2 separate regions of the Homo sapiens genome follow, and region 2 is linked to region 1. The links are chromatin contacts, found by Hi-C or POLR2A ChIA-PET in ENCODE. All regions are on one chromosome and are shown on one strand. The core of a region is the stretch at or near the end of the contact, and the rest is flanking DNA. Distances in the headings are between cores, read along the strand shown. Region 1 overlaps WWOX (WW domain containing oxidoreductase). Region 2 has its middle 330 kb from the start of MAF.

Region 1 (6,107 bases), core at 1,840-4,339:
AGTGTGCCGTTGCTGCTGGTGGCACCCAGCCAAGATGGGACCAGGACAGATTTAGATCAGGAAGCCTGACTCCTGGAATTCCTGGCCAGCTAGGTAAGGCGGCTCGCCAGGCCATTTAAGTAATTATGTGATTAAATTTATTGGAGACTACTTATTACATAAAGTTGTGGTGAAGATTAAAGAAGACAGGGCATATAAACTCATTAGCACAAAGCAGGGCTCCATAAATGCTAAACCACTCTCAGGGGAAAACAGAAGACAAATGTTTATCTTAAAGAATTTTATCATGATTTGAAAGTGAGTTTAAAAATCTGCTGAACCTGTTAGCTAAATCATATTAGAAAGAATATTCTTGGCCAGGCATGGTGGCTCACACCTGTAATCTCAGCACTTTGGGAAGCCTGAGGTCAGGAGTTAGAAACTAGCCTGGCCAACAGGGCGAAATCCCGTGTCTACTAAAAATACAAAAATTAGCCAGGTGTGGTGGTGTGTGCCTGTAATCCCAGCTACTCAGAAGGCTGAGGCAGAAGAATCGCTTGAACCCAGGAGGCAGAGGTTGCAGTAAGCTGAGATCGCATCACTGTACTCTAGCCTGGGCAACAGAGTGTGAGACTCCGTCAAAAACAAAAAGGAAAGAAAGAATATCTTTGTTTTAACCTGATAGTCTCTAACACTGACAGACAAAATATTAAAGAACATTTACCAATATTTCAAGTCACTCAACTACTTAAAGGTATATTTTCAGTACGCATCGAAGTGAATCACTCAAAAGCAGACATTGTACAAGAGATACTCTTTTATGGATTGAGACAACTGACTGATTATTTAAAACAAAGACAAAGTTTTACCAATGTTAGAATTTATGTTCACTTCTGTGAGTGAATTTTGTGTCGTCTCTCTCCTCATCCTCCTCCTTATTTAAAGAAAAATGCCAATTCTCTTTAGAAGTATTGTGGCAGCCCACTTCCACGTGGAGGCACCAGAAGAAAGACACAGTTGGGTTATTCATTTTCATCTGGGTGACCACTCTGCCTCCAGTCTTACTCTAAAATGGGAATTAATTTCTTTCTTACCTTCCCTCCCTCCTTCCTTTCTTTTTCTAGAAAATCCTTTCTCTTCCTTTTCTCTCTCTCTCTTTCCCTCCCTCCCTCCTTCTTCCCTTCCTCCTTCCTTCCTTCCTTTCCTTCTTTCATCACAACATGTCTACGTGTTGGTAAGGAACTGAACCTACGTATTTTTTAACTCTGCAGAAATGGCTTTCTTGGAGTATTGTTTAATATCAAACTCTATTTTTGTATCTACATAAATATAAGGCATGCATGACTGATGGAAGAATGTTTTGTTATTTTTAGTAAACTGTTTTAAAATGCTGTATCACCTTGTCTTTTTATATGAGTTTTGGGTCTTTACATGTATATTTATATACAAACATATGCATATATATATATATATATATATATATAAAATCTGATAAATATATATATAATCTGATAAATATATATATATATAATCTGATAAATTCTTACAGTTATGTTGCAGGACAGAGGTGTGTTACTATACACCTCTGTTTCTTTTTTTTGGTTGAAAACTCTTTGCTTTTGACTCCCAGGAAACCCAGCTAAATTTAATGCTAGATGTCAGAAATAATTCATAAAGTTTCCAGGTATATTTATCTCATATCTTCTTCTAACTAATTTCTGATATGTAGTTCGAAACACAAATTAAATACATCTGTCTTTTATATGTAGTGTACTATTCCCTTTTGAGTCAAATTCTTTTTGGAAGTAGGAATGGTTTCAACTGTTTGAAACAGCACTCTTCTCTTTTCTCTGCAACCTTGTCCCTATGAAAAATAAATTGGAGATTTCTCAAAGGTCTAAAAATAGAATTACCATTTGACCTAGCAATCTTATTAGTGGGTATACATTCAAAGGAAAATAAATCACTCTACTAAAAAGACACCTGCACTCACGTTCTTGGCAGCACTACCCACAACAGCAAAGACATGGAATCATCCTAAGTGCCCATCAATGGTGGATTAGTTAAAGAAAATGTGGTACGTATACACCACGAAATACTACACAGCCATAAAAAAGAAGAAAATCATGTTCTTTGCAGCAACGTGGATACAGCTTGAAGCCATTATCCTGAGCGAATAAATGCAGAAACAGAAAACCAAATACCGCATGTTCTTACTTACAAGTCGAAGCTCAACACTGCGTACACATGGGCATGAAGACAGGAACAATAGACTCTGGGGACTTCAAAAGGGGGGACTAGGGAGGGAAGGAGAAAAGGATTGAAAAACTACCTATTGAGTACTATGTTTACTAATTTGGGTGATGGGTTCAATTGAAGCCCAAATCTCAGTATCTTGCAAGATATCCATGTAACAGACCTACACATGTACCCCCCGAAACTGAAACAAAAAATAAAAAATAAAATAAAATAAATCCCAGTTTACTTACACATGATAAATAAATGAAACAGCACTGTTCTTTCTTTACTTTTTCTAAGCCAACTCACACTTCCTGATCCTAATGGAAATCCTTTCGGGTTCACAACTAGGAGTCCTGGTCCCATTCTTACAGACCACAGGAGGGGCAAGACAGCTATGAAATTTTGTGCCTCTCATTTCTGTCCTGCAGAGAAACTGAGCCTCTGAATAGGAGTTCAGTGGAGATCACCCACCAGCTGACCTGGGCAGTGGGTTTTTCTTCCTGTTTTTGAATAAGGCAGCAGCTGAACTGTACAAACACCTCTACTTTCACCGAGGTGTTGCTCACTATTTTATTTTCATTTCTCTTCTTCCTTGTTTTTAAGGTGTGAAAAAGACTTTCAGCAATGCCTTCCATATGCTGTCTTATTTTATTTCTCCTATTTTTCCCTGATAGAGTCTATCTACTACTGAACGACAAGAAGGGATTGTTGGGGGGAGCTGAGAGTCACTCTGCCAAAAAGCATCTGACTTGTAAACAGTGCAAGACTTTTAAAAGTCTACTCTCTGACCTTCTATTTTGAGGACCCTCAAAGTGAAGAAAGTCAAACTTGGTATTAAATAACCACCCAGGATGTGGTTGTCAGCTTGAGGTGTTAAGAGGAACAGTTTATAAAAAGCCTGGTTAAATATAGGAAGTACAGTTGCATTTCAGGTAACTCGAGATTTGAACATCCAATACGGCTTTAACGGAGGCAATCTATTTGGCCCATTTTCACAGATATATATTAAATGACACCTATTTTGAGGTCTATAATTTTTCCTCCTTAGCTAGACCAGAAAACACTTCCTCCACCCTAATTCATGCTTCCTTATCCTCCAAATGTATATCCTCCACTTTTTTTCCCCACTGAAATAAATACATCCTTAAACTACTTTGCATAGCCCTAGGGTAAAACAACAATTGTAACAACAACAAAACATTAAATGCTTCATTATGATTTAATATTCTATCACCAGAACCCAAAACCTCAGTTTGACTATTTTGGGTCTCTCTCTTTCTCTCTTTTAAACTATTATTAAAATGGTAATTTTAATGCAAAAGGCTGTATTCAATTTTAAAACATTGTTTTGTTTTGAATTTCAGCTGTCTTGAAAGTCCATTTTTTTCCCCTTTCCTCTCTGTAGGGAAGAGGATTGAACTTCTCTCGAGCTCTGTTTCCTCATTTGTAAAATGCAGGATCTACCTATGATGTAGGTGGTTAAACAGTAGTCTGTGTGTGATGCATGGCACACAGGTCACCCCATGGCAGTGCATGTTTTATCTGCGTACCCATGCAGACAGCCCTTGGTCATGGAGGACTATGCCACCATAGCCTCGGTCCACCAACCCCTAAGCACTAAAACACATCCAGACCATGTGATCAGCAATTGATAATTTTAGAATACACTTGGCTAATTTCTCTGATCCCACTGCTACAAATAAACCTTGCAGTCGTTGATTTGGTCAGGTTCAAATTTCACCACGGCCCTACGGGCATAAAGATGAATTATTTGATTGCAAGGAGAAATAAGAGACCATGTGTCAGGCTGCTTTGCAAATCAATTCACCTCCCCTGCAAAGATGCTCCTTCCTACTTAAGATATATGGCTTTACAAGGATTTGGGCAGCATCTGTGTTTGCCGTGTCAGAGGGCAAGACGCATGCAGATGTAATATCACCGAGCAGTGTAATCCGAGTGTGCATGAAAAATAACTGCAGAGGGAATGAGGGAACCCTTTGCCACGGGCCCTGACAGCACCTCAAATAAGCACTTTACCTAATCTCCCTTGTTGATTCCTATCTGGGCCCAGTGACTTCATGCAGCTGCCATCTGCTAACCAGTTAGGGCATGTTGATCACGGACGTATTGTAATCAGAGCTGAGGTCTCCAATGGTAAAGCAGGCTTGCTGCCAAGATGGGGCAAGACCCTAATAAGAATGGCAGAAAGGAGCCGAAAGGTGAACTTTACAGCCAGCATGCCTGGATTAAGCTTCTATTTTATTTAACTCTGTATCCCCAGGGCTTGGCGTGGAAAAATGCCCAGTAAATACTGCAGATAGAAATGAGTGAAAGACTTTCCATAAAAAGTGAAGCACTTCCACCACTGGGTAACAGTAATTATTTGCATAGAGTCTTTTGAGCTATTTTATAGTAGATTAAAATGTTTATTTGTGGTGAGCTATCTGTGGTAGACAAGGTTCATTCATTCATTCATCAGATATGTATTGAGTGGACACTGCCCTAGCTTTGGTGCCTGTTCACCTTTGTAGCTCAGGAATTCGGCAATGACACGGGGTGCAATGGATAAATGCGAGATAGAGGAGTGGAGGGTCCGGTCTGGGAGAGAAAGAGCAGAGTCTGTGAAAAAACTAACAGACAGGGGACACTTCTGCAGATCCCAAGTGCTCTGGCCAAGTTCAATACTCTTCGGCGCAGATGGACTTGGAGTTTCTTAGGCTGCTACGCAAGAGGACCACTAAGAAGCATGGTTATTTCGGCTGCAGGATGCTGAGTCTAAGAAAAACTCAGGCATCCAAGAGCATGCCCCTCCACTGACAGGTGGAAAAACTGAGGCAGAGAGAAAGATTATAGTTTATCCTTGATCATGGAGCAGCTTGGAGACAGAGGTAGGACTAAACTCTGGTATGTTGAGCAATCCATGCTCTGCCAAGCTGCAGCATCTCCTCTGTAGGCTGGATAAGCTCATGGGCTGACGCTCTAGGGAAGAAGAGGCAGACAGTAATCGAGGAAACAATTGTATACATATTCAGAAAGTGGTAAGTGCTCAAAAGAAAAGAAACAGAGTGGGTGAGGAGAGGCAGGGTTTGAATTCGACTCCACCATTTGCTAGCTAAGTAACTCAGCTTGCCAAGGCTCTCTTAGCCTCAGTTTCCTCATCTGAACATTACGAAGGCTCATTGTAATGCCTGTCTCCTAGGGTTGTTGGGAGATGCTAAGAACGCTGGCACATAATGAGCACTTCATAAATGATGGGTATTTTTATTTTATTATTGTTACTTAAGTAGGATGGTCAGGGTAGGCCTCTGAGAAAGTGATATTTAAACTGTGTTAGAAAGATAAGAAATTAGACAGGTGTGGTCGCAGATGCCTGTACTCTCAGCAATTTGGGAGGCTGAGGCTAGAGAATTGCTTGAACCCGGGAGGCAGAGGTTGCAATGAGCCGAGATCGTGCTACTGCACTCCAGCCTGCATGACAAGAGCGAGACTCCATCTCAAAAAAAAAAAAAAAAAATGGGCAAGAAAGTGCCCCCCACCACTCTTCCCAGGCAAAAGAAACAACATGTACAAAAGCCTTGAAGCAGATATAGGCTCTGTGGGTCCCAGGAAAAGAAAGAAGACTAGAGTGGTTGCAGGATATTGGGAGGACATTGGGCACAGCTACTTGAGGTAGGAAATAAACTGAGAGGCAGGCAGGAGTTCAGGTCTTCAGGACATGTAGACCCTGGAAAAGAGCGTGTATTTTTATTCTAAATGGTATAGGAAGCCACTAGGGATGGGGAGTGGTGTATTCATCAGCTACTGCCAAAATACTGCCGCATAACAAACAACCTCAAAATTTCAAGGGTTCACAAGATCAAATATTTATTTTCCTCACTCACTAGTCT
Region 2 (6,107 bases), core at 2,424-4,923, 520 kb before region 1:
TTCTCTTTCCCTGCACTGTCTGAGCCCAGAGATTAGATAAATGCTCTGACCACTGCAGAAGCTGGTGGGTTGCATTGTGTCTCAGCCGGGGTTGGGGCCAGAGGAGGTTCCCTAGGGGTTGAAAGCAGGGATCAGGGAGCAGACAGTCGTGGGGGATTCCCTGAAGGTCTGACTAAATGTATCTTAGGGCCCCAGCAAAACAAGGACACCGCAGAGCAAAACAAGAATTCCAACTTTGGTGAATTTTCCCACATTGTATTATCAATAACTTCGGCACAATGTCATTTTAACATACTTCTTACTTCTGTATTTTATAATTTAGAGTTTAGACACATTTTGGATTACATGAAATGCAGAAGAGGAGAGGCAAAATAAACTCTTCTAAGTTTAGGGTCTTGGATCAGGCTTTGGCAAGGGGGTCAATCAAGCAAAAGCCAATTGTTAGGAGTTGGCAAACAGGTGCCAAGACCAAAGGAATCAGGTCAACGTGGAGGACAGCAGGGAAAAATATCGGGTGCTCCTCTCGTTACCGAATTGTGGGTGGTGAGGAGAAGTTGTGTTGAGATGTTTAAAAAAATATGGTTGGGAGGAAAGAATGAATGAATGGACAAATGAATGAATGAATGGCTTTAACTCAGAGTATCGGCTCTTGGTGTGCTTTACGGTCTTCTCTGAAGGTCATAACTCTTCCCAGGTCTGTGCCAAACCTCAGGAAGTTCAGAGATGGGTGGGGCCACGTGGTCACAAATGAAAGTTGTCCTACTTAGGGCATCCGCATGGAGCGGCGCTGTGGTCTAGTTCTGAGCAAGTCGGTGTGCAGAGATGAAAGCTCCCACCTCCCCCTCCACTGATGTCTTTGGCCGTAGAGTCACACGCACAGGGCCTCCAGGGGGCTGGCAGCCCAGGAGCAGGCGACCCGCCCCAGCCTGAGCCTGTTACTCTTGGGCTCGTACTAAAGGGGGCTTAGGTCTCTGCACTTTTCATGTGGTGGCTTTCAAAATCGGAATCCACTTGAAGTGGTTTGGGTTTTTCTCTTCTCCGCCTGGTGTTTGCTGTAGAGAAACACCTTCAAACACAGAGAGCACCGCTCAACGCCTCTGTCTCTGAGCGCGTTCAGAGGAACCAGAGACGCCACATCAAGCTGAACGTTTTCATCAGAGACGCCCTGGTGGGGGCCCCCGCCTGCTGCCCACTAGGCAAAGGTTTTCTTTTACCCCCATTGACATCCCCCCACCCAAGTATTGGCTCACACGTACCTGTCGCTGGGAGAACAAACTACCCTTGTTTGTGTGAACGGACCTATTTGGAGAATTTGGAGGCCACAACAGGCAGAAAAATCCCTCTTGGATCCCATATCCTGTGTGGGCCCCCGTTTTGCTGTTGGAGTCTGCAGGGGAGGCAGAGGGGTCAGGGAGATTCTCACTTCTTCTGCTACTGTTACAGGCAGCACCTTCTTCCTCATCACCTCCCTGGTGGTGCCACCAAGCTCCATATTGTACCTTTTATACCATATTTGAAAGAAAATGCTGACTAAGCAAGGAAGAAACCTGGATAGATGTCTCAAGTCACATCCCTCAGAGACATCACATGCTCCAAATCATGTTTGGAACAACTTAGGTTCCTTAGCAGTAGAGATGGATATTGATAGTTCTTCATCAATATCAACAGTCTTTATTAATATCAACAGACTTGTATCTGAGAGAGAAAATAAGCAATTGAGGGGTTGTGGATATTATTTTAATGCTTGAATTACCCAGAGGCTGTCACAGTCTACTCATGCATACTTACAGAGGACAGAGGGATTTTGGAGAGCAGGTAATTCAACATCTTTATTTTGCAGCTACACGAATTCCATCCTGAAAGTTTTACATGACTTGCCTAAGGTTACCGGGCATTTGTGCAGCTGCACCAAATGGCCTTATTTGTATTATGAGATTTAAGGGTATTTACATACATTGGGAGGCTGGGAAATTTTATTTAGTAGTAACCCAATGGAGGTTATGTGCCTTGTGAGGTGTGTACTCTCCTATCTGTAAATGGGGAAACAGTGAGCTAGGGCCCTAACATGGTTCTCACTTGAAAACTGTGGCCATGGCTGGGTGCGGTGGCTCACGCCTATAATCCCAGCACTTTGGGAGGCCAAGGTAGGTGGATCACCTGAGATCAGGAGTTCAAGACCAGCCTGGCCAACATGGCGAAACCCCGTCTCTACTAAAAATAAAAAATAAAAAAAAATGCCAGAAAGCCAGGCATGGTGGCGGGCGCTTGTAATCCCAGCTACTCGGGAGGCTGAGGCAGGAGAATCACTTGAACCCAGGAGGCGGAGATTGCAGTGAGCCAAGATTGCACCAGTGCACTCTATCCTGGGTGAAAAGAGTGAAACTCTGTCTCATTAAAAAAAAAAAAAACTCTGGCCATGTCTTTGTACTCACAAATTAGAGGGACAGAGTGTGTATGAGTGTCTCTGTCTGTGTCTGTGTATAGGGTTGTGGTCAGTGCATGGTGACCTCCCAAGCCACACTGCTTAGACGCACTCAGTGAATTACACCAGGAAGAGATCGCCTTCCAAGCCTGGACTTCAGCCCACACAAATCAGGGCCAGTGGGAGCTTTCTCCACCCTCCTCCTTCCTACTGTCACCAGTGTATTTACTTCCTGAGAGATGGTTGTGCCAGAAAGTCACTGCATCTAGATTTGGGATTATCACTGGAAACAAGCCAGCCCTACCTAAGCAATGATGGGGCTAAGACTAAATCTTTCCCTTGGTATCCTGCCTATAAATCAGAGGAGCAGAGAGATGATGGATTCCAGCTCCTTGCTTTCAGATGGGGAATCTATGGTTCAAAGACTGGGTTGAGTGCCTCAAGGAGGCAGGATTCCTAGCTTTTCATCTGTTCTCCTTCCTCCACTCCACACATGCTCCTCTGCCCTTGGCCACATCTCCTTGACTGCAAGCCTTGCTACTACTTTGGGTTCTCAAGAAATATATCACACACAGCCACCCACTGTCTCAAGCCAGCAAAGAAAAAGCCCCCTGCAGCCCTCAGGCCAGCACACAATAGAACTCATACACTAGGATGCTTTTTTAAAGGGGTACCTTCTGTGGGAGCTAGATGCAGAAGGGATCTGCTTTTCAGGGGCTTCCTTTGTCTCTTCTGTCCCAAAGCTGCCTATTCCCTGATCTTCTAGGCCCTTCACCTCCTTCCACCCACCCCGAGAAGAGGTAGCTAGGAGACTTGAATTCCCGTAAGCATGCAGGATGAAAAAAACAGGATTGCAAAAAAACCCATAAGCCCTTCAGAGCTGTGATCTTTCTGGAATGAAACCAATGCATTCATTTCTTGAGAGATGAATGGACCAGGTTCGTCTCCATAGCTTGCTTCTAGGTTTGGGATTTTATGGAAATATGCAAGACCTTGCTTGGGTGACGATGGAGCTAAGGCCAAACCTCTCCCTTAGAGGCTTGCCTATAAAATAGAAAGTAGGTCCGTGGAGGTTGGAGTTCATTACATTCCTTTGCTTCCTTTTCTGGTGTTGCTACCCCTCACCCCTCACTCAGGGCGATTTGCATGAAAGGAAGTCTGAGAGGCAGGGACAGCCCCCGACCTTGAAGTCACAGGCCACAGAGAAGGAAGATGAGCCAAAACCAGAATAATTATCATTCTGCTCCTGCCCTTGAAGTTCACCGGAGTTTCAGATCAGCCATATTCTTCACCATGACCTTATTTCTGCAAGGGGAACCTCAAGATGCCATTAATCACAACTTAGATTTTTTTTTAAAGCCTGGTGACAAGACAGGGGTGTTGGCTCATTTGGGATGGGAGCTGTGGTTCAAGCCTCTGTCCACACCCACCCATACCTCCATTCGCCAGAGAGAAAGAAAGAGGTGTAAAATCTTGTTCCTGACTGAGAAGGGCTTCACGGCCATGGTGACACCTGTAAACCTACAGGCTGGATTTGCAACCATGTATGAGCCATTAGGGGCAGTGAGTGAGAGGAGGAAGGTGTAACTCACTCGGGTGCCCAGACCCAAGCCCGAGAAGCACATAGCCACTGCTGGAAGTCACTCCTTTGCTAAACAGCCCCTACATCACATCCAGCTTCCATTCCACGTTGGACTCTGATTTCAGTTCTCTAAGGCAAACACCAAGACATCTTGGGTGGTAAACAGTTCAATAAGCATTGAGACCAAATGACCAACATAGAGACAGGTCCCAGGGTTACAAGACATTAAAGCTGCTTTCCATAAAGATTTGGCCAAGAAAAGGTAGAAAGATTGGAAACTAGCAAATATCAAAACACCTACTATGAGCAAGCCACAGCTGAGGAGCTTTTATCTCTTAATTCTCACACTCCTAAGAGATCCTGATCATTACTCCCATTTATCAGGCAGAGAAAGAGAGGTGCAAAAGAGTGAAATGGCTTGCCCAGGGCTATACCACTGGTAAGTCACAGGGAAGAATTGCAGACAAGCATCTGACAATGCGGCTTGTGTGCATGATGTTGGCTGCCCCAGGTGGCCGGCAGCACAGTGAGAATTTCTTTCTCAGGATTGGGGTCCTCTTTTGAAACTGATATATGGAGTTGGTGGGCTTCCTGTTGCAATGTTTCTTGGGTAGTTTGATTTCTTTCAGCCTACAGTTTGGCTAATTCATTCTTCCAGTTCTTTTCATTTAGCTGAGAAATGCCATTGTTTCTTCCTTAATTTTTAAACAACTCTATGTCTGTTGTTGCAAAACCTGTTGTCCTAGTTCGACTACAGAAATGTGGCTACTGTGGGGAAAGGTGGTCACAATTGCTAACCTATATTACGTTCCAGCCTTGCACTTTTACTATGCATTGTCTGAATTCACTTTCACAGTAATCCTAACAGGCTAGTGCCATCATTACTATGACCATTTGACAGATGAGGAAATGGAGGCTTAGAGAGGTGAAGTGACTTGCTCAAAATCCTGCAGCCAGGAGCAAAAGACTCAGGATATGAACAGAGGTTTCCTACAAGCCCATGATCATAACCCTCAGGCTGAGACGACTACATTTTTCTTGCATGGTATGGGTACAGTTACGCACAATTCCGGTGTTTGTGGGGGAGAGGGGGTAGCTGATTCCAACCCCAGGGCTGGGAAGCTCATGTCCACACCCCATGGTCATGGAGGGCATAACAGAAGCAACGAGGCCACTCTGGGGGCCATGTTGTTTTTCTTGGGATTTATTGTGTGGGTCAAAACAGTAAAGATGTTCAGTGAGAGTTCAGAGACCCAGCTCCCCTAGAGGGGAGGATGTGACTCAGTGCCACCCGGACAGCTCTGCCAGTAACTGAGGTGTGATTAAGTCCCACAAGCCGGAGAACCAGGGGAAAGGCGTGCCCCCGCCCACACCCCCAGGCACCTGAGAACGGGCCAGGTGGAGTATTCCCCAGCCCACCCCATCCTCACTCCCACCTCCTAGTCTTAGTGGAAAGAAATAATCTGTCACTTAGGAAGCTCCCTCCAGACCCTTGTCCCCTGGCCTCATCATAAACATCTACTGGGCACATGTACGCTGCACTCTTTGTGTTCTCCCCTTACTCCTGACAACACCATTGAAGCAGGTGTTCATCTTAATCTCATTTCATAGAAGAGGAGGTAGAGGCTCACAAAGATGAAGTGTCTTGCCCAAAAGACTGAAGAACTCTCTCCATGTCATACTACCCGGTGCATCCCAGAGGTAGTGCCTCTGCACTGTCCGCCACCAGCTGATTGGCCGTGAGCCATTCTGCCATTATCCCTCTGTGTATCTTCACACTTGGTACTTGGCCCTAGAACAACAGCCCCGCAGCAGCGGGCAAAGGGGATTCCTCCCATTCACTGGCCCATTCACTCCTCCTTTCCCATACCACACACGTACACACACACACCTAAAACAATCTGCAGAGCTCACACTTTTCGTGTATCTCCTCTCCTCCTTGTTCTGGGTAGTGAGTCCTGAGCAGTAACCACGTGAACCACTTCCAGGCTGGCAGATCTAACTGCAAGTGCTAGCTGGACCCTCCATAGAGTGATTTTCATAATGGGCACAATACCCCACCACATCCAAGATGGCAGCTGCTTCATCAGTGTGAATCTTCAT

Evidence for each region. Hi-C counts contacts between places; a loop is a spot of excess contacts on that map. ChIA-PET counts read pairs that join two places held with the same protein, here RNA polymerase II (POLR2A). Pooled maps may share reads with other maps.
Region 2: a map of CD4-positive, alpha-beta memory T cell shows a loop between it and region 1 (3-fold over the local background). The contact joins two enhancer-like sites. A Hi-C loop is called at or near these places in 1 of 168 maps with a recorded cell type or tissue (CD4-positive, alpha-beta memory T cell) and 7 of 50 pooled maps. POLR2A ChIA-PET finds 5 or more read pairs at or near these places in 1 of 52 experiments (activated CD4-positive, alpha-beta T cell).

The regions. Positions count from the first base shown.
Region 1 is chr16:78,746,818-78,752,924 of GRCh38, reverse strand. All of the region lies in intron 8 of WWOX (WW domain containing oxidoreductase), which reads right to left. Among named protein-coding and RNA genes, the nearest start is that of WWOX-AS2, 250 kb to the right of the region's middle. Within about 2 kb of position 3,089, at least 6 of the 41 ENCODE cell types and tissues checked have a DNase peak (open chromatin) inside an H3K27ac peak, as active enhancers do.
Region 2 is chr16:79,267,202-79,273,308 of GRCh38, reverse strand. It overlaps a transcript of MAF not described here. Among named protein-coding and RNA genes, the nearest start is that of MAF, 330 kb to the left of the region's middle. Within about 2 kb of position 3,673, at least 3 of the 41 ENCODE cell types and tissues checked have a DNase peak (open chromatin) inside an H3K27ac peak, as active enhancers do.